Regions from separate parts of the Homo sapiens genome. Here region 2 is linked to region 1. Evidence: read pairs that join two places in POLR2A ChIA-PET (ENCODE). Cell type or tissue: Panc1. All regions are shown on one strand. Each heading gives the region's core, and the rest is flanking DNA. Links, peaks and the distances in the headings are about the cores only. Region 1 overlaps NKAIN2 (sodium/potassium transporting ATPase interacting 2). Region 2 overlaps NKAIN2 (sodium/potassium transporting ATPase interacting 2).

Region 1 (10,917 bases), core at 1,890-9,889:
GATACTTGAGCATGTAAACTAAGGAGAAAGTTCTATAGAGACTAAGAGATTTAAGATATAAAGAAAAATGGTTGACTAAGGAAAAATAGAGATATGACAAAGGATATGGGTGGATGATTAATTTTTTTCGAGACAGAGTCTCGCTCTGTTGCCCAGGCTGGAGTGCAGTGGCACCATCTCGCCTCACTGCAACCTCCATCTCCCAGGTTCAAGCAATTCTCGTGCCTCAGCCACCCCAGTAGCTAGGATTACAGGCACGTGCCACCACGCCAGGCTAATTTTTGTATTTTTAGTAGAGATGGGGCTTCACCATGTTGGCCAGGCTGGTCTCGAACTCCTGACCTCAAGTTATCCACCCTTCTTGGCCTCCCAAAGTGCTGGGATTACAGGCATGAGCCACCGTGCCCAGTCAGATGATTCATTTTTAAAAATAAGAGAGGAGAAAAAATTTGGTAGGGAAAATCATAATTCAATGAATTCTTGAGGTGTAGGATTTGAGAATTAAGGTACTCAGGCTGAAATGACCTGATCATTTTACTGGAATGTGAATTGTGGTTACTTGCTTAAAATTACTATAGCAATGAAGTTGAAAGACTGAAATGGTAGCTAGTGTGAATAAGCTTCATTATTCCACATATATTTAATGGCATCTTCTAGGTTTCAGGCAGGGTACTAAGCACTAGACAAAGAGTGATGAAGGCAACCAAGCCTTTGCCTTTCTGAATCTTGCATTCATGTGGGAATGAAAAAAAGAAATTGAATATTTATTATAGGTTGAGGAATAGAGTGTCATGTAAGGAAAGGTTAGCTTGATGAAGGTAAGAACTCACTAGGTAGCGCTTTTATTAACTGCCCCATCTGTAAATTTGACCCTCTGCTTTGAAGGACCAGACATTTCTTGGCATCCATGGCTTTTTCCTGCCCTAAGTGCTGATTTATGTTCTAAATGGCATATGAGACTAGGGCATGTATTTATTAATTTACCATAAGAAACAATATCTAGATTAGAATAGTCACACTGGCACAATCTCTTCCCTGTGATCCAGCACATGGGAAGCCAAATCATAATCAGAAACCCATATTGATTCTCCACAAAAAATCACTGCTTTAGGAACAGGAGATATTTATTCAAAGTGGATATCCTCAGTGTACTTTCTCTCAGTAGGAAGACATGCATGAAAGGCTAGATTATGGTCGGAAGGTAGCTTGGTGAGCAGGAAGTCAGAACAAGGGGAGTTGAATGAATGGACTGTCTAATAGCATCAGGGTAAGATAACCTGATGTATTCAGCTCACAGTGGTCTTGCTATTGATATGGAAATACCTAAATCACTCAGCCTCACTTCCCATTGGACTCTGCTTGCAAGAGCTCTGCTATCATTTGTGCACAAACTCTTCTTTTTCTATTCTTCCAAGGCTGATTAATTCCACTACTGTTCAACACGTTCATGCTTTGGGTATATTGAAACATTCAAAAAGTGACATTCTAGTCCTGCTGGCATGAGAGTCACTTGCTCTCTTTTAGTTGACTTTGTATTTCTTGGCTCTTGAGCATGTCAGTTTAACAGTGTAATTCCCAAAAGACTATCTTATTTCCCTTATTTTCAGAGTTGGTGTTCCCCAATGTCAGATGTTCCTCCAAACTCTCTCATGCAAATAATAGATAATAACCACATCAGTAATCATCATATATCATATAAGGATACATAGTTGGAAATGATTTGAAACTATTTGCTCTTTAAGATTTCTACTTAGTTTTGGGTATTGTGATTATATCTTTCCTAGGATTCTTATTTCTAAGTTTTAATCTATATATTCATAAAGCTTAGAAGTGACCTTAGGGATCATTTGATTCAATAGTTTCATTTTATAGGCAAAGAAAGTGCTGCTCCAGAGATTTTTGAGCCATACAATATGTAAGTTGTACATTGTGGAAACTGAAGTTGGGGTTCACTGACTTTCAGCCTCCCCTATTTTCTGCCACCTTACAGGTATAAGACTTCAAGAATTAGATCTCCACATAGAGTTCCCCTGTATTCTTCAGGCTAGTAACTCCATCTTTGAATATTTCTCTTTTTTAAATACTTCTACCATAGTGCAATGCATATAAAAAATTAATGCAAGCTAGCCTATATTACTATTAGTTATATGAGTTTAATTTATGTAAGATAAATTGGTGCTGTATCACAAATAATAAAAAAGGAGGCTTTATGTTTTTATTAATGCAAAGCAACTGTTTTTGCTTTTTTTCCCCCTAGCAGTTTTTATTTTTTTTTCCCCCTAGCAGTTTTCACATAAAAACTCTGTTCCTGTATTTAAGATTTTTTTCTATTCCAAAAACATAGAGTGATTCAAATAAAAACTCAGCATATATTATATAATATTATATAATCAGCCCAAAATACCTATATAGTCTGGGGAGGGGTTGGATATTTATTTAAAAACATAAATGATATAATCTTAGTATATGAGAATGAGTGGTAATTCTAAGTAAGAGGGCTTAAAAAAAACTGGAAATACCTACCGTTTGTTTATTCAGCTGCAAATGAGATTGAAATTCAGTGATGTCTACACATATTGTAGAATATAAAGCTGATAAAAAAAATTGTCTTCTAAATGGTGCTGACAACAAAGTGCTCAAAATTCTCCCCAGCTTGAGTCCTAGTGGCAGGTCTGGTCTAGCCGACATGTATACCTCAAGGCGGAGTCACACTTAAGCGATCTTAGCAAAGACTCCTTATATTATAAACATCTAGGGGATCATCTAATATCTTCTAGTAAACACTTACCTCTTTTCTTACACAAACACACACACACAGTAACAACTATTTTATTCTAATCCACCAAATCTGTCTATAATTTAAAGTGGTGTTTACCACAGGAACAGAAAACCAAACACTGCATGTTTTCACTCATAAGTGGGAGTTGAGCAACGAGAACACATGGACAGAGGGAGGGGAACATTACACACCAGGGCCTGTCGGGAGGTGGGGGCAAGCGAAGGGAGAGCATTAGGACAAATACTTAATGCATGCAGGGCTTAAAACTTAGATGATGGGTTGACAGGTACAGCAAACCACCATGGCACATGTATACCTATGTAACAAACCTGCACATTCTACACACGTATCCCAGAACTTAAAGTAATATAAACAAACAAACAAACAAACAAAATAAAATGGCGTTTACCTTTTATTTTGTTTTAATAACATTTATTTTCTTAATCTCTTTCTTCTCCAAAGTAAATAATTCCCACACCTTTAATTTATGTCTTAAGCTAAATTTCTAGCCCTTTAACCCTGATGCTTTAACATCACTAAAGAAGATGACTACACTAATACCAGTAATAAAATACTAAGAAAAAATTATTTTAAAAGAAGTAGAGTTTGGATAATATTTAAATGAGCTATTTCCAGTTAAAAAAGTCAGAGGAAAACTGCTTGATTAATGTTTTCTGCACACACAAAAAAGTGTTCTCTAAATTTTTCTAAGTGGCCTTTAATTTAATGCAAATTAAGAGTGTTTTAGATTGAAGTCAAGCATTCAGTAGCGGTAAGGAAATTCTATCCCTTATACTTACTAGAATAGGATAATGATGATGCATAAGGTTACAATAGAACTTGTTCTGAGTCAGATTTTTTGAATTATAAATAATATATTGGTGGTCAAGTACATTTCTTTAAAAAAAAGTCATAAAATACACTGCATCAGAAGTGCCACTTAAAATTTTATTCATTTTAAAATTTCTAATCTGTGGTCAAATTTACTGATCTCACAGGTGTGAAGTAGGAAAAGTTGTTATCTGCTTCCTCTTCTAACATGAATCCAGATGGGGCAAGATTGCATTTGAGACATAAGGACATAATGACACTCTTGTACTCCAGAAAACTAGTGTCAAACCCAGAAATATGAAGCGTGTCTAGCAAAGTGTATGATAATTCTGTATTTAAAATTGAGAGAGTCAGGCTTTACTAATGTAAGCAGAGAGAAGTGGTAGCATAAATTAATATATTAACCAGCATAGACAGTATCACTCTGAAAAAGATATTAGTTCTCCCTTTGCTATGACAAATATTAAGTCAAAAGCACAAAAATACAGTACTTTTTCCAATGCATATTTAATCCAGATACAAGTCATGAAATAGTACTAGGATAAACTCCCATGCACATCCTTATTCATTCAGGAAATTGACATATTTTGACTGACGGTTATGTGTTAAGTACTGGGATAAGTTCTAGATAATACCATATAATCAAAATAATGTGATCTTGTTTGTGCCCCTGAGTAGCCTACAGCTTAGATGTATATGTAAGTAGATACAATATTACATATCCTATCAATCAATAATTATAATACATTGTCATAAGCATTTGTGAATAAAAGTCAAATGTAGCAGAATGTTTTACAGAGTAGGTGCTTGAAGGTGCCATGACACTTCTTTAGCCTCCAGCTCAGGTATGACTTCACAGAGGAGGAGGTCGTGAGTGATAATAAAATAATTAACACTACACTGTGTTTACTATATAGTTACAACTCTCCAATGAACTGTATATTTACTAATTCATTTAAACATCAAACCTCGTTTTTAAGGTAGATTACTATTATTGTCTCTATTGCAAAGACAAAGGAAAGGAGACACAAGCTTACACAGCTAGAAAAGAGATGACAATAGAGAGCAAATTCAGGCAGTCTGGCCCCGGCGTCGTAGCTCTCTATCACTACCCCACTCTGTCTATTTACGGTACCTTTTGGAGATGAATTTTGAAAGAAAAAGAACAGAATTTCCAGGTAGATGTGAAGTCTGTGAGTTCAAAAGTGGCATGTTGCGTTCATGTAAAAGTGAAAAAAAAATGTGTGGGGCTTCCGGAGGGGGGCAAGCTAGTGGGAGAGGCAGGGGAGGAGGTGAGAGGCAGGTGGAGGACAGAGTGGGAGACACATCGATCAGACACATGTTCATCATCTTCACTCGTTACTCTCATCCCCCATGCCGAGTTTTTCTGATACTTTTTTAAATTTCCCATATATCGTGACATCTAGGGTGCGTAAAATGGAACAAGATTTATAAATATTCTAGTATACATTTTCTAACATTTGGAGATGCTACACTTCATCCCGAATTCTTTCAAACCATCCTATCAAACAATTCCAGGGTGAGTGATGAAAAAATAAAGTAAAACTGACTTTAGCCTCAAGCTTTATAATGATTGCTTTGGCTGTCTTTCTTTCCTTTTCTTTTGAAATTTTACTTTTCAAATAAGGCTGTAAGAGGATTTTAACCTCCTCTTGGGGCTGTGAGAAAGAGTATCATTTTTCACCAAATCATTTACATTGAGGGGAAATATTGGTCAGGTAACTAGGAGCATTGTTTGCATTCCAGACAACAACTGAAATTAAAGGTGGCATTCTGGTTTCTTGCCTCACCTGTTACATCTCCTCCCTGAACAATTCCTATGTTCATGGACACTGAGGTTTCCAAGCTCTTAAGCCACAAATACTCCCACAGAGTCTCACCAAACAAACCGCAACAAATAAGAGACAGCTGATTTTCAGCCATTATGTGTATACACCGCAGATTGACAAACCTTCATGGATACATATATTGCCTACCTCGAATGTCATTAACACTACCACCCTGTAGCCAAGTGACATTGAGGTGGAGAATTATAGTCCACAGGCATCTGCCTGTGGTCAACAGAGCTGCCTAATTAACATCTTGACCTTCTTGGTCAGCTTTTCTGTTGCCCCGAGTGAGGTCGAAAATTGTGAGCTCCAGGGATGTGACCCACAGAAATATTTTATTTGTCAGGTGCAGTGTTTAAAAAAATACTTCCAATCGTTTGCCAGCATTATAAAATCAGAAGTTTCCACATCAATATTTGAGTTTCTAGCTTCTTAAAACTTGGAAGATTTGACAAGATAGAGATTTGGCTCATGTTCTGCAGGAAATTATTGGATTTGAGTGGCCACAGCACTGCTGTAGGGAGGGCACACTCCCTTCACTTCACCAGTGTCCCACCTCATGACCATGTAGCCTGATCTAGCAGATATTTGAATTATTGTCCTTTGTTGCTTTTGAGGCTTTAGATAGTTATACCTCCCTCCCTCCAAATATATTGCCATTTACTACCTCTATCTTGTTGAAGGGGATGATAAGGAAGACAATTCAGTTCAATTTATGAAACACTTATGGAGTGCCCGGTCTGCATTGATAACATGGAAAGTGCTGGAGGCAGAGGGAGTCACCATGAGTAAAAAGTATTCTTTACCCTAAAAGAGCATACAGATTAATGGTAGAAGAAAAACAAACAACATGGGTAAGAGACAATGGTAAAGCCAAAAAGTTTGGTTCATTTGGTATGAAAACATGGATGTCATCACTGCTAGTTCTTTTTGGCTTCGGTTTGTGAGCAAGATATATGTATCTATCAATAAATCTATCTTTGTACAGACACTTTTCAACTTATGATGGGGTTATAGCTCAATAAACCTATCATAAGTTGAAAGTATTTAAGTTGAAAATGCATTCGATATACCTAACATACCTAACATCATAGCTTAGCGTAGCCTACCTTAAACATGCTCAGAACACTTACATTCACCTACAGTTGGGCAAAATCATCTAACAAAAAGCCTATATTGTAATAAAGAAATGTCTTATATAATTTACGGAATACTATATTGAAAGTGAAAGATAGAATGGTTGTATGGGTATTCAAAGTACAGTTTCTACTGAATACATATCATTTTTGTACCATTGTAAAGGTAAAAAATCATAGGTTGAACCATTGTAAGTTGTGAACAGTTTATATATATGCATATATATTCATATATAAACACACACATATATATATGTTTGTGTGTGTGTATAACGAAGATGGATAAGTTTTGCAATACAGTAGGGGCAATGATAAGGTGAATATCATAGATATTGTTAAATAAGCAATAGGCCATTAGCTTGAGACTATCTCTATATTTTGAGTTTTGACACAATGAACTGCAACCTAACAGTAGGTAAACAAATTGAAATCTAATTTAGGAGTGAACAGCCCCAATAGCAGGCAAACAACTCATTGTATCATGCCCAAATAAGGCAGACACCTAGCTGTAGCCAATCAGATTACTTTCCTGCTTTGCTTCTATGTTTGGCCTGTTAAAGCTCACTGCTCACACTTCTGGGTGGAGCTCTCTGAACCTCTTCTGGTTCTGATGCTGCCCAATCCATGAAGAGTTTATTGCTCAAATAAACTCTCACTAAATTTAATTTGTCTAAAATATTTCTTTAAATAATATATAGTTAAATCACACTTTATTAGTATTTAAAATGAGCTTTGAAGTCTAGTGTCTTTACAGAGACTGATTAAATTATTCCAAAACCAGTATAAATTCTAAGTTTGACAATAGGTATTTATAGCATTCCAAGTTTATTTCTCCTTCTAGATTTCCTTGAATTTGTTTTCCAGCAACAACTCCATGTCCAACAAACTAAACTATCCACTCCATATTTTCAATTCTCTTCATTGCTGACAGTTCATCTTTACTCACATTGATGAATGACCTTACTGAGCCATCTGCTTAGAAAGTTATTAATCTCCTATTTATGTGAACCAACTGTTGTTCTGTTTAATTGTGGTCCTTTCTTGAAATTTAATTCAAAATTATAAACATGGATTCTAACCCCTTCTTTGGAAGGAGCAAGAATGGGCTGATGATGTGAACAGAGTGATCCAGATGACAAGTTCACTCATTTACTAAACCGATGCATCAGTATAGATGCTACTTAATGAAGATAGACTGTCATCCTGTTCTCTTTCCTTTTACTTTTCCTAATTGCAGTGATTTCATCAATAAAGTATTTTTAATGCATATATCATTTCTATTATTATTATTCTCCATTTATCACTTACATTAAATACTAGAAATTGTGAAATTGTAATTTTCTTCAATTAAAAATTATCTTTCATTTGGATATTTCTAATGGATGTACAATAAAAGAAGTTGCAGATAAATGTTGTGATGTTTTTAATACTTCAAAGCAAAACTCCTTTACCAATTGTATTTTAAAAATATATATACTATTAAAGACTATAGCACTGAGATATTACTAAATAAGTGCAATGAGCAGATAGAGGTGTGATTGTAAACTTATTCAACCATTCACTTCTACTCTTTCTCTCTGTAAAAAGACATTCTCCTTTGGGAAAAAAATGTGGTTGACATGAAATTTGAAAAAAGCAAAAAAAAGGAGAAGTCTCCTGAGAAAAGTCAGCCCTGGGATGCTATTTTTTTTTTCTCTGAGATCAAGATATTTCCAAGAAATAATAGAATATTTATGAATACAGAATTGTGAGAGGTGAGGAGAGGTACTATCACTTTGAGAGGATTTAAAATGAGGCCAAATTGAAATTTAAAATTCATATAAAGTGTAAGTGACAAAAAATGGCACCAACCTCAACTTCAGATCTTTACTTTTAAAGTCTTTCCTAAAGTCCAAACCCTTATCTTTCAAATGCCTTTATATCCCAAAGGAGTTAAACTGAGGAAAATATGTCAACTTTAAGAACATTGCACAGAAACAAAACCATTGGAGGCACAGGTGGCCTTGCGCTCTCTGCTATAGTAATTCCACTAAAAAGACTGTCCCCCTGCTCCCTAATATCTGTAAACTGAAGGGACAGATACAGTACAAACATTGTCAGCAAACACAGATATCTTTAAAGGAAATTATTTTGCATAATACAAAGTTTTGTCCTCCTTTTAGGTAGCCATGGCAGCCTGTCCTAAATTTATAAAATGAGAGTTCTTCAAGATCATCTACGATGGGAAATTCTGACATAAAATTACATTTTCTCATTATTTTATGTAGGAAAACTTGAAGTAAACATATACTGCGGAGATACCCCATAATATTCATCACAATAGAATTTGAAATTCTATGTATTCCATCTTCTGTTAATTTTGACATATTTTATTATACTGGCAACCAACATCGGTCTTTTCCCCTCTGACTTTTTCAGTTTGGAATTATGGAAAATGTGCTTAATTATATTCAATTTACCACTTCATTGTACATAGTCTCATATTGTTCTCTAATTGTGCTCCGAATCTTGTCTTCCACCAAGCTTGCATGCTACAGAGGAAGAAAATGTCATATACTTTGTATCTTTTATATTTGCTACACCGTTTGAAAATAGTGCCTATGCAAACAGTAAGGGCTCAATAAGCCCTTGTTAATCATGCCTCTTACAACTCTCTCTATACCACCAACCTTCTCACAGACCCAGCGAATAAAAGTAACAACAACCAGTACAGAAGTTTCCTGGCAATATTTCTAATTATTTGTTTCTACAAAACATTTTCTTTAATTTTCAGAGTCATAACACTGACAAAAGATTGAACTTAGTTGTTAAAAATATTGTTACAAAGCCACACAGAGCAGGGGTTAGTATTCTCATTTATATCATGAAAGGGTTTCTTTATGTGTTTGATTCAATCATGAGCTTAGTGTGACAAGTTTAGAGGAAGCCCGGGTTTTTCTTTTCCTCTGTTCATTTATTTGACAAATATTAATGGGTGTCTTTCCTGTACAAGACATTCTGCCAGGAGCTATTTGGGATGGAGCAATGAATCAGCAGAGATCTTGCCCTCAAGTCTTACGATGCTTTGTTGTAGGGAATAATGTCAAAGCCAGGTGGTAAGGCCACTGAGCCTAGAGCTTACAAATCTGTAACCAACAGATTTCCTACAGCATTACATGCAAAGAATAAAGTAACTGGGAGCGTGGATTTCATTGCTCCACTCAAATAGGTAAAATGCTAGAGAAGTACCTTTTAATTGAGGGAACGGATTTTGTATTGTCACTTTTCCATTTTCCATTTTATTAATTTTATTAAATATTAATATTTATTAAAAATACATTTTTTATTTTTTCTGGTGGAGATAATGAGGAAGAATTATCAAGCATAGAGAGAAAGATCTAATAAATTCATCTATTCTGATGAGGTGAGGAAGAAGACACAAAAAGAAGTAAAAGGAGAATAGAAAAGATGTGAGGGAGAGAGACAGAGACACTGGGAAAGAAATAATTTTTAAAACCCTGAAAATGCTTTAAGTCAACCCAAATATGTAGATAAAACATAAATTAGCAGATGTTTTTGACACCTATTAAAATAGCAAATAAGCTAAGGAAAGGGAGCAAATAAGGAAGGGAGCAGTTAGCAATTATATCACATTATTTTAGTATTCCTATTTAATTTAAATCAGTGGGTAAAATTTAAAATGTAGTGTGTATATGATTCACTTATGGATTTGGTTGAAATTTCGTGTTTGTAGGCCTTGTCCAGGAGTTTCTAACTCAGTGGGTATGTGTTAGAGGTTGACAATCACACAGTCATCCTCCGCTATGAGAGCTTCAAGAAACACTGCTTAATACTTTGCTCCTGTCTAGCCCTCCGGGAGAAAGCTATTAATATCTTCTTGATTCTCAAAGAAAACTGTGTCCTTTTATACTCTCAAAGCTATAATTGTGACATTGCTGTTCTCTGATGGCAGCAAAACCCAAATAGCTGAGACAGTCTTGAGAAGATGACAAAACCCCTTGAAGTTACAGTTTTGTGACATTTCATGTCCTGAGACCAACCTTGCTGAGAACTATCTTGGATTGACAGTTCTTTTCAGCTCAGGTAAAGGCAAATGACCATATTTATTTGGTCTAACGTGACTTCAATCTAGGGTGACTACACATCTGGGTTTTCCCGGGACAGTCTGGTTAGCCCTATTTCCCACTTTCTTGTCCCTTTAACTCTCAGTGTATCAGTTTGGGTAATAAATTATATGGTCACCCTATTTACATATAACAGAAGGCAAACTGAACTGCAAAAACTCTAATTTGTGGAGCAGCTCCATGAGGAATAGTAAATT
Region 2 (10,917 bases), core at 1,663-9,662, 92 kb before region 1:
TCAGATAGGCTTGGATTTGAACTAGAACTTTCTCATTTATTAGGAGTAATCTTGGCTAAGGACCTGCCTAAGGCTCATTTCTTCATCTGTAAGATAGAGATAATAATATTACCTAGGCCTCATAGGCTTGTTGTAATAATAAAGTGAAGTAAAGACTCATAAGATGTTTAGACATTTGTTGAGTATTATTATTATTAATTATCATTCAATTCAATTAAAACAAGTGGATATCCTCCTAGGTACTAGGTACTGGAACAGACCAATGGAAAAACCAAATGTGGTTCTTGTTTTCGGGAACTTAACGCTCCAGAGATCCTACAATCATTATCATTGTGATCATCAAGGTCGCCATAGTCATGATAACCTTCTCTTTGTTGTCATCATTATCAATCTCTCAAAAAACATAATGGTCACCAACAGTATGTGTGGAGGATTTGTGGGTCCCTCAATTTGGTGAAGTCTACATTCTCTCTAGGCTTTCCTCTGCTGCTTCAGAGCTCTTCATGCTACTTCTTTGACTGTCTGTTTTAAAATAACATATGCTTAATTGAGTTATTTCCATAAACTCTTTTCTAACCCGTACTATTTTGAGCCTTAGTGACTGCTCTCTGCATTAGGTGCTCAAAATTCAGGGTTTAACAGTATGTCTTATGATTTTACTGTGACTCTACAAAAAAACTCGTTCCCTTCAGAAAGCTTGTTTTTATAGATTTTGAAAATCAGGACATAATTTGCCTGTTTCTAGTCTCCCAATGACTCCATCTTCATAATTCCCCAAATGCTACTGATAACATCTCAACCATCTTATTCACAAACTTTTTAAATACCCTGGGATGCAATTTTTACCAAACAGGAGACTTGTACCCATGGCAGGCACTCTTCTTTTCTCCACTTAGGGTTCAATTCTTTCTTACAATGTTCACTATCCCCACATCAGTCTGTGACAGACAACAACAAGAAAGCAGCTGGGAATTTCTGCATTTTCTGTGTCATGTGGTATCATTTTATAAGCCATCTAACAGCAGATTATTCCTCTCTTATTTTTATCTTGTTCTGAACATACTAAAAAGTCATTTTTATTATTCTGTTTATTTTTCACAGGCCTCAGCTTGCACTGCTTAATAATAACTAAAGGACTCCCAATCTTTTATATGTATTCCTTTTCATTAAGAGCTTATAGAAAACTCTGTGCATCCAGATTCATTTATCTACTTAGTTATTCCTTCCTAGTACTATTTATCACATTTGTCTTTGTGTGATCATGATCTTGTTCTTGGAAGCATCTAGTTTCTTTCCAAGCCATATTCCTTTTAAGAGCTTTTGGCCATTGGATGACATCTATCTTTTAGCAGAAACTTTTTTTAAAGAAAAGAGGGTAGATTTGTAATTAAATAAATTATTTCTTCCTATGGTCATTATAAGTATTAAATAAATATATTCACAGAAAGTTTCCATTTTTCCATTTTATTGTTAATTGGTTTTTCTTGGGTGGTAAAAATTAAATGCAGATAGCACTCCCTCTGTTGTTTCCATTTCCTGCTGAGAGGTAAAATCACCAGGAAGTTAAGTAGAGAGTGTATTAGACGCTCTGGTTCTATCAGGATATAAATCATAGTAGATTTTCAGATAATGAAAGTCTCTCAGAATTAAGGTATATTGCCTTTAATTGGTGTTAGGATAATGCAAACATCCAACCAGGAGGGTGTATCATATGCACGTCTCTCTCTCTCTCTCTCTGTCTCTTTCTCACTCCTCTCTCTCTCACTTTTTGTTTCCAGTCAAACATTGTCTATTATTTTCTCCCAGTAGGGTTATGGTTTTTCCTTATAGGTATGTATTTGTGACATATGCTCTTCTCCAACATGTTTTTTTATTATTATTATTTGGAACAAGTTAGCCTTCCACTGCTATTCAGAATTCATCAGCCATCTTGGTCTGTCTTGGGTATAAGTACCTGTGGGATTTTAATTGTAACCCTGTACTTAAATTTCAACTTACATTGTTTATTTAGTTGCTGTGAATTTGAGTATAGAAATTATAACATTTGTGACCAATGCTCTGTATTTCTTCTTTCTATAGTCTTTTGTGATTTTTTTTTCTAGGAAGCTCTAAACAGAGTGTCTGCTACATGGTATTGTTTCAAGAAATGTTTAATGAATATATTAATTTTTATTCTTCAATCTATGACACATTTCAAATTGGTTTTACCTCAGTGCATTTTTTCTCTCAATCAATGTGTTAGTGAGCCTCTTCTTATAAATAGTTCTTTTGTCATTGTGACTTGCCTTTTGGGCCTTTCTCATGATCTACACCAACGTTTTTCCAGAACTCCCATTTTGGTATACATGCAATTATGATTCTGGAAAACAAATACTACTCTTCGGTACCATAAATTTAGTTAGTTCTTTATTTCTATTTTTATTTTTTTTTCTAGAGACATACATTTCAGATGGCAGATATACATGAAAAAGCCTTTTTATGTCCTATATGACATTGAATTTACTAAACATATATTCCAGATCTCTGCTGGCATATTCCAGATTCACCCACAAACTGGCACAAATCCCTATCTGTTGGTAAATTTTATATTTCTTGGCAGATGCTCAATTATGTCTCACACTTGTATTCTGAGAAGATTGTTTATTTCCTAACAGATATGTCAGAGCCAGCACGGAGTCACTTCTTTACTTCTTAGCAAAAGGCATCAACCTTTATGACTAGGCTTGTGCTCGTGGGACTGATAAGTGTTTTCCACACACTTGTCAGAGCTTCCAGTGTTTAGTCTGTACAATCTTCTGGGTATCTTTTTTTCCTTCTCTTGTTCTCTTGTCTACAGTACCACAGACTAAAAAGTACAGTTGAATGCATGGATTAATGTAATTATTGAAACATTATATGAAAATCAAGAAATGTGTGAATTAAATAGCCAAACTAAATATCAGAATTTTGTGCTATATACAATCATCATAGGCACCTTCCAAAGTTGCCCAAGTAAGGAAACAATGCTAAGCGGTAATCAGTACTCATGATTTAAAGTTTATGTTGATTCTCTAAGGTCTGGAAGAAAATTTCTCATGTAGGTCTTTGTTTTTTTGTTGTTTTTTTTTCCTTTAGTCTTTCCCACTTTGGAGGACATATCATACCTACTTTTGAAAATTCCCAGAGTAAATCCAGTCAGAGGTAGTCTTGAAGGATCATTGGTTTGTTCCAGATTGTAGTTTTTGTCTTTTGGTGACAATACATTTGTAAAAGGTTTATGACTTTGCTGACAAAGTACTGGATGAATCTGAATTTAAATATACCCAGTAGAATGATGGAAACAAGTAGTAATGCCCTTTTTTTGCATGCAACTTTTACTCTATCCAGCACATGAGCTCAAGATGACTTTTAAGCCCACAGAGTTTACTTTTAATTTGTTTTCAAATAAAAATGTTATCATGTGAATAAAGCAGTGAGCCAAATTTAACTTTATGAAACCATATATTTAAGGAATATATTCCATTTGGAAAATTACCCACATAGCATTGAAATAATGTCGCTGTAGTTTCAATGCTATGTTTGCATTTTTAATGACTAAAAAAGCTCTGATTGCCTTTAGGGCGTGGAATTGTAATGACCGATGTCAGGGCATTTGTGCTGGCAGTTGGGCTTTCAAAATTTTACATTCTGTGGCTCTCAGAAGGCTAATAAGCATTGATGATTTAATGGAGAAAGAACAATACTAGCATCAAGGTGGGGAAATGGGGAGTGTGATGAGTATGGAAGTGGGAAACAAGCATCATGAGACTATTTCTTTTCTCCCCCTCCTCTACGTTTTCTTGGCCACAAATTGACTTCTTCTGACACTTTACTTAAACACTGTAATGTATCTAAAAAAGCCCCATTAAGAAAGAAAATGAAAACCGTGTTGGCAAGAATTTGCTGGCTGTTCATCTCAGCCAGATATGGAATTCATGGAGACAATTCACAATGCTTACTCATCATTCAAGTCAATATAAATATCTTTTTGCTCTTTGTCCTTATATTTAACTGTAAATATATCACACTCAAAAAAGTTTTGGATTTATGATTTACAAGGTTTCATATTTATGATTTATAAGGTTGGCATTTTCATGAAATTCAAAATATGATCTATTTATCCACACAAAAAAATGAATATCAAATATTCAAAAAGGATTCTAATGGAGTTGGAATGCTTCCCATGCCTGGTTTTGATATTTTGTCATTTTTATCATGCATATTTGATAGGCAAATATATATATAGCAGTATTTGAAATTGTTGTATCTGTCAGTTCAATGTAACCCAACTTCAAACTATTCTTCCATGAGGAATGTTTTGAACATACCAATAGTTCAAACTGTAGCCATGTCCAAAGTCTTTGAATCTGCATAGTTCTCCTTTATGGGCTCACTGTAGTTCCAGAGGTTAGCACAAATGCCCAGCCCAACCTGGGATGGAGGGACAGGACTAATCTTACTCTCAAAATATCCTAAAAATTTGTGATGTCTTTATTAAAACATGTTCTATTAGGCCATGCAATAATCTTGATAAATAAAAAAATGAAGTGATTGATCCTTATGGCAAAACTGGTTCTGACCAAAAGTAGTTCCAAAAAATTTCTAGGTTCTTAATGTAAAAAATACTAAGACTCAAACTTTGATAATGACACAAAGAAGAGAAACACATGTAAATGTATGTACGCTCCTGTTGATTAGAAAAATAAAATTTTCTTTATATCTATTGTCATGCTTCTTTTTCTCCTGAGAAACAATTATTATATCAGTGTTATAGGTAATAGATCCCAGTTAACTCACTTTATCACTTACTTCTCTGCTTCCTTTAATTAGTTGTTTTCAGTTTATTATTTATTGTGCCAGTTTGTATTGTTTAATTTTTATAAAGCTATATCAACTTTTTAGTTGACAGAGAACAAATCGCAAAAATACATACTTAATACTCTTCTGAGTATATTTTTCAACATTATGTATAAAACTCATATGGACAGATGTTTAAGTTGAGCAGCTCAAACAAAGAAAGTCACCATTAATTAATTGTCCTTAAGAAAGACTTTGAAAGATCACACAATTTAACATCCTTTCTTATAGTATTACAACAGAAATAATCAAGAGAAGGTAAAACATTATAAAAAAAGAAATGAAATTCCAAAGTTTTAGCTCAGTTTTTTATATGTATGTCATCCGGTGTGTGTGTGTGTGTGTGTGTGTGCGTGTGTGTGTGTGTATCTCTCTCCTTAGTTTTATCAACTAGAATTTTTATGCCAAAAATTCTAGATGATCACAGTGTATGAATAAATAAAATATTTTATAATAAGCTTAGTTTTGGAAGTGTTACAGAACTTAGTCTCCAAAATTTCAGAATTCTAGGGCATTATTTTAAAATGTTCTAATTACAATATTTATATGTGTGTGTATTTTCTATATTCACGCATACATAGAAATTGTCTCTTTCATGATGAGAGAGTGTGTGTGTGTGTGTGTGTGTGTGTGTCAGGAAAGAGACAATTTCTATATGAAGAGCCTAGTAGATTCCTTTTTATTGGAATTTAAGGAAAGCACCCTAATCTGTTATCTGAGGTTGGAAAATGAGCTTCTGTATTAGGGCACTCAATTTTTTTAGGTGTATTTTTCTCTCTAGGTTCATGTCAGAAATTTTATGTTCCTCTTGCTCTAAATGCTTATAAGTTAAGTTAGCCTCTAGGTTAAAATCAGTGAGCTGGCTAGTAACTGTTTTGGGGGCACAACTTCCTGTCTTTGGTCAGTTATAGCTTCTATCATTTATCTTTAATTATTAGTTCATTTTTGAAGAAAGCTGGCAGAAATAAAATACTGTTACCCATTTGCAAACTGAGGTTTGTAATCTGACATTTACAAGGGACTGAACTGTGTTTTGGACATAAAGTCTTCTAACTGTGACTATAATAAACTTCTCAGTTGTTATGAACCTCTTGCTTTGGCAAAAAGTTGCTGATGTAACTCAACACTTTGAGTTTTCATTAATGAGATTCTGAGCGAACAGAAGTAATACTAATCAATTCAGAGGGAAGTGTATTTTTAAATGTTCTTTCCCACATCTTGGTGAGATCCTATTAAAATATTTAATGCATGAGTTATTTTCCCTTGTGACTTCTAAGATTTTGCCTGATTTTTCATCTAACTCCCATAATATTCATGTGTAGAACAATAATTAGAGTCACTCACTTAAGCAGGTTGTTCTGAATATTAGTAATGAGGTGTGTTGGAAGTCATCAAAATGTGAAATTAAAAATATATCGATAAATCATCTTTATAAATACACACTTCTTTATGTATTTTTTCTGAGCAGAGAATTCTGCTGGATTCTAAATCTTACTTAACTGAAAGAAAGAAAAAGAAAAGGAAATGTAATTGTTCCCCCATTTGTTTGTTGACAAAAATAATGATTTCTCCCATTCCATATGCTCTTCTCAATGTGATCTTGCCACCCTTCCCATCAGAATGTAGAGTCTAATTTCCCATTACATGAATCTGTGACTTCCAAGGTGTATTAGTCCGTTTTTGCATTGCTATAAAGAAATACCTGAAACTGGGTAATTTATAAAGAAAATAGGTTTAATTGGCTCACGACTCTGCAGGCTGTACAGGAAGCATGATGCTGGCATCTTCTCTGCTTCTGGGGAGACCTCAGGAAACTTGTAATCATGTTGGAAGGCAAAGGGAAGCAGGCATGTCTTACATGGCTGGAGCAGCAGCAAGAGAGTGGGGAAGGTGCTCCACACTTTTAAAAAACCAGATGTCATGAGAACTCTCTATTACAAGAACAGCACCAAGGGAATGGCACTAAACCATTTATGAGAAACTGCCTCTGTAATCCAATCACCTCCCACCAGGCCCCACCTCCAACACTGGGGATTACAATTTGACGTGAGATTTGGTCAGGGACAGAGATCAAAACCGTATAACAAGGCTGGTTCATAAAGGCCTTGCAGCCTCCTCTTGGGTCACTAGGAAGGCACTTTCCTGGGTTGCCGTCCCCCTCCAAACTGAGCTGCCATGCTATGAGAAGCTGAAGTATATGGCAGGGCCATCAGGAGGCACTCTGGTTCACATTCCAGCTAAGCTTCAACAATGGCTAGCATCAACTGTGAGCCACCTTGAATGCTCAGTCCACATGACTTCCCCTCAGGCCCAGACATCATGTGACTGAGTTCCTCAAGCCAGAACCACATAGCCAAACTTGGTTAACCTACAGAACTCTGAGAGGTAATTACTAAATTATTGCTTTAAGCCACTAAGCTTTGGGGTGGATCTACAACTACAACTAACTAGATTGCAATCTCATTTTATAGACAGGGAAGCTGAAGGACCAAAAGGTTAAATAATTTGCCAAAAGCCCTACAGTTAATGAGTGGAATTGCTAGGCCTGGATCACAAGTAATTTAACTCTCAACCTTTACCCTGCACTAACCTCTACACCCCTCTAGAAAACATTCTGTGTTATTACTGGCAGTGACAAAACTATGGGATGCATAAATGAATATGATGACCTTCTGTGGAAATTCTCTTGTTCCTAAATAACTTCCCCCTACGTTTTGTAAATTGACGTTGACTTTTTCCCACTGAAACTTTGGAGTTGGACAGGAAAATTAAAATGGCAAATCTGATATAGCTTTGAAAAACACAATACATAAATTACAATCACATTAAGATGATTATGGCATAGGAATGACAGTCAAAGGTAATGAGAAAAGGACTTCTTTTCTAGAGAGCAAAGTAATTATCCTGCAAGATTGTAAGTCGGTTGTAAATCTAAGATACACTGCCTGCCTACTTATGCAAAACTGGTGTTGCTATGTCATTGTTATGTTACTTAATGATACCAATTATTTAAAAATTAAGCACAGGGTACTTCATGACATGGTATTTATTATATCCAAGTGGAGCTGATTTCAAATTTTCTTCAGGGTAACACAGACTTTCACTACTCCTTCCCAAGCCTTTCATATTTTCCCTGGAGCTGCACATTTTTTTATGCTAACACTTTTAGTGGAGATTTCTAACATAAAAAATTAAAAAGGTCAATTTTATGATGAAGCACAGTAGCTTAGATATTTTAAATGGCACCCTAGACTCAAGAAGCTAATTGCTTTTTCATAGCACAACCCTCTGAAGTGCCCACACTGCAAACTGGCTTAGATAAAAACCAGGATGCATCTTTCTCTTCTGTTTCAAGGTCCACTGGGACTTCCTGAGACAAGTGATGCTATAAAGAAAAATAGAAATCACCTGGAGCCTGGGAAAATAATAATGAAGTAAGACTACAATTATGCCAGTCTGAATCCATCTGTCTCTGTGTATTTGCTCCATGTTTCATCACCTGTTCAGTCACAGGTGTACTTGTAATGAAGTCAGGGATCGTACAACCCCATCAAACTAAGACTTCTGAATGTAAGATACACACCATCCTTGCTGACTCATTTAGACAGACCAGCCACCAAGATGGATTTCAAGTCTATGTGGTGCCAGTGTGTAAGATATAGGAGTTTTAGCGGCAGGACTAAATGAAACCCTGAATTCTTCTTAGAGAATATATTCTAGTACATACATCTTTTGCTGATCCCTGTTAGTATACAATAGAAATATTACCTAATGTTTGCTTTATAGGAATAATAAAATGTAGCATTTGAAACAGAAACAATATAGACTGGAAAAGTTAGCTGAAGTGCTGCAAGTAAAAAACAAATGCCTATTAACCTACACTTATTTTGCAGGCTGAAATCCTGCATCAGTTTCTGCTGGACTTTATAAAAGCATAGCTTATACAGAGTAAATATTAAATTGTCATAATGTTTATCATTTAGGAGAGCTCTAGTGTGATAAAGACACAGAAGTGTACTCATAACTGCGATATGAAAAAATAATAGATGTTTTATATGAAGAAACAAATTGTGATGAAAATCTTAGAATATAAGTTAGGTATTACATGGTTAATGAGCCACTAGATTAAAAAATCTGTTGAGTAACCAAGGATTAAGCCAGAAACACCATCATCTAATTAATTTAATTGTGTTTTTCAACACAAGACATCTTTTCCTTCTTCTTCTGATTCCTACATCTCACCTCACCACTACTGTTGTCATATTCATTACCTTTACATTGTGAAAATCTAGTTGATTTGTTTTGGGAATTTTAAGACCTAGGGATTCTGCAGATGCCCAGGTTATGTGTTCTGACTCTTAGACCCTTAATGATTATACTGCACTTTAATTTTTAAAAACTTTTCAAGATTTAAAGAAAACCCTGGGGAAAAACGATTAATATTATGATTTTTATTTTATAATGGAGGTAACAAAAGCTATGCGCAAATAACTCATTGAAGGTCATGCAGGGAGTCAATAGAAAAAAATCCATCTTTTAGTTTTCTTTGCTACTGAGGCACTTACTAAATCGCAAGTGACCTTGTTTGGAACCCCTATTCATGCAAGTGTCAAACAAATTACAGTAGCCTAAATAAGTACTGATTGTTTCAACTGTGGAACAAGTTCCCTAAATTCTGTTATTTCAATCTTCTTGACCTATACAGCTACTTATTTTCCTGCAAAAAAAAAAAAAAAATAGATCCTTTTACTTTTTTGTAAATTTATACAATCAAGCGCAGAAAACAACATATCAATTGGGTTTGATTCTCAAGAAGACACCTAAACATGCTTGAGGTTTCAGCAATTTAACTTGTCAGGGTGACACAGATAGCTAAGTATTTGCTTCTGTTATGAGGGATTTATGTGTTTTCCCATGATGATAGCACAAGAAAGACCAGCTATGAGGCAATATCAGGCTTATAAGAGGAACATCCATTTTTTGTCCGGTAGACAGCAAATCTGGAGGCCTATTTTCAATCCCGCAGGTCTCAGGGCATGGGAGGTGGCTTGCGGCAGGGAGAAAACTCTGAAGCAAAACCAGTTTGTATGTGGCCCTTTTGGGGCTCGGAAAATGATGCCCCAAAATATGGCACTTAGGCATACTGAGTACTTTTAATGAAAGGAAATTGGAAAACCTCAGAAGCAGCCTCAGAAGCAAACTCTCTCTCTGAGCTTCTCCTTTCCTCCTGTCTCCCACTTCACATTCGCATGCAAAGTGATTCATACAAACCAGAATTCATCTTCTCCAAGGTAGGTCATGGAAGCTAGAACCCCTCTCCTCCAAAGCAAGCAATCAAATCTAGAAAGATCACTCTTTACCTTCTCCCTGAAGACTCTCACAGAGGTCCTTCCTCCTACCTGAGAGGATGAAATGCTACACAGAGAGACCAAGAAGAATCTGAACAGACAGATGAGTTTGCCCTCTCAGTCTATTGCCATTAGATCCCACCATTATGTCCAATCACATGTCTACAAGGCTGTCCATTCTTCAAGGAACCTAAGCACAAAAGCAGTTTCCCCTGCATCTTTGGGTCTTCATTTTGAATGCCATCATGCTACATAAAATTTTGCTTAAATAAATTTGTTATGCCTTTCTCTTGTTAACCAGTCTTTACTTAGAGGAGTGTTGGCCATGGCCCTTATGATGGGTGAGAAAAGATAGCACATCTTTCTGTTCCTGCAGCCCTCCTTCCTATATGAACCTATGTGTTCTTTGAACCCTCCTACTTTAGCCGAGTTTGCATTCCATTTCCTTTTTCACTTAAGGTAATAGGAAAATGAAATATTTTTTAATGCAACATAGTCCTCTGAAAATAAATGTCCTTTCAAGTCACAAAGCAGATTTCTTCATATCTGCCAGAACTCTCGTTTTAAAATAGACATGGCTTAAAATTTGGTTACTCAGGCTACTGTTATCAATATAAGACCATTGCATTATGTGAATGCACAGAACAATATTTAACCTTCATAAAGCTCTCAGAATCAAATCAATAAGTGGAGT

What was found. ChIA-PET counts read pairs that join two places held together with the same protein. Peaks named below come from ENCODE experiments on the same cell type or tissue, not always from the same donor. Only the 100,000 strongest peaks of a DNase experiment are listed, where the experiment ranks them.
Region 2: POLR2A ChIA-PET joins it to region 1 with 10 read pairs; 2 of 35 experiments call an interaction of 5 or more read pairs at or near these places.

Annotation. Positions count from the first base shown.
Region 1 is chr6:124,603,606-124,614,522 of GRCh38, reverse strand. The region is part of intron 3 of NKAIN2 (sodium/potassium transporting ATPase interacting 2); the gene reads right to left. Among named protein-coding and RNA genes, the nearest start is that of RNF217, 350 kb to the left of the region's middle. In Panc1, for the core only: no CTCF peak of the experiment used is centred there; no DNase peak of the experiment used is centred there.
Region 2 is chr6:124,695,464-124,706,380 of GRCh38, reverse strand. The region is part of intron 4 of NKAIN2 (sodium/potassium transporting ATPase interacting 2); the gene reads right to left. Among named protein-coding and RNA genes, the nearest start is that of RNF217, 260 kb to the left of the region's middle. In Panc1, for the core only: no CTCF peak of the experiment used is centred there; no DNase peak of the experiment used is centred there; H3K27ac peaks cover 1,313 bases.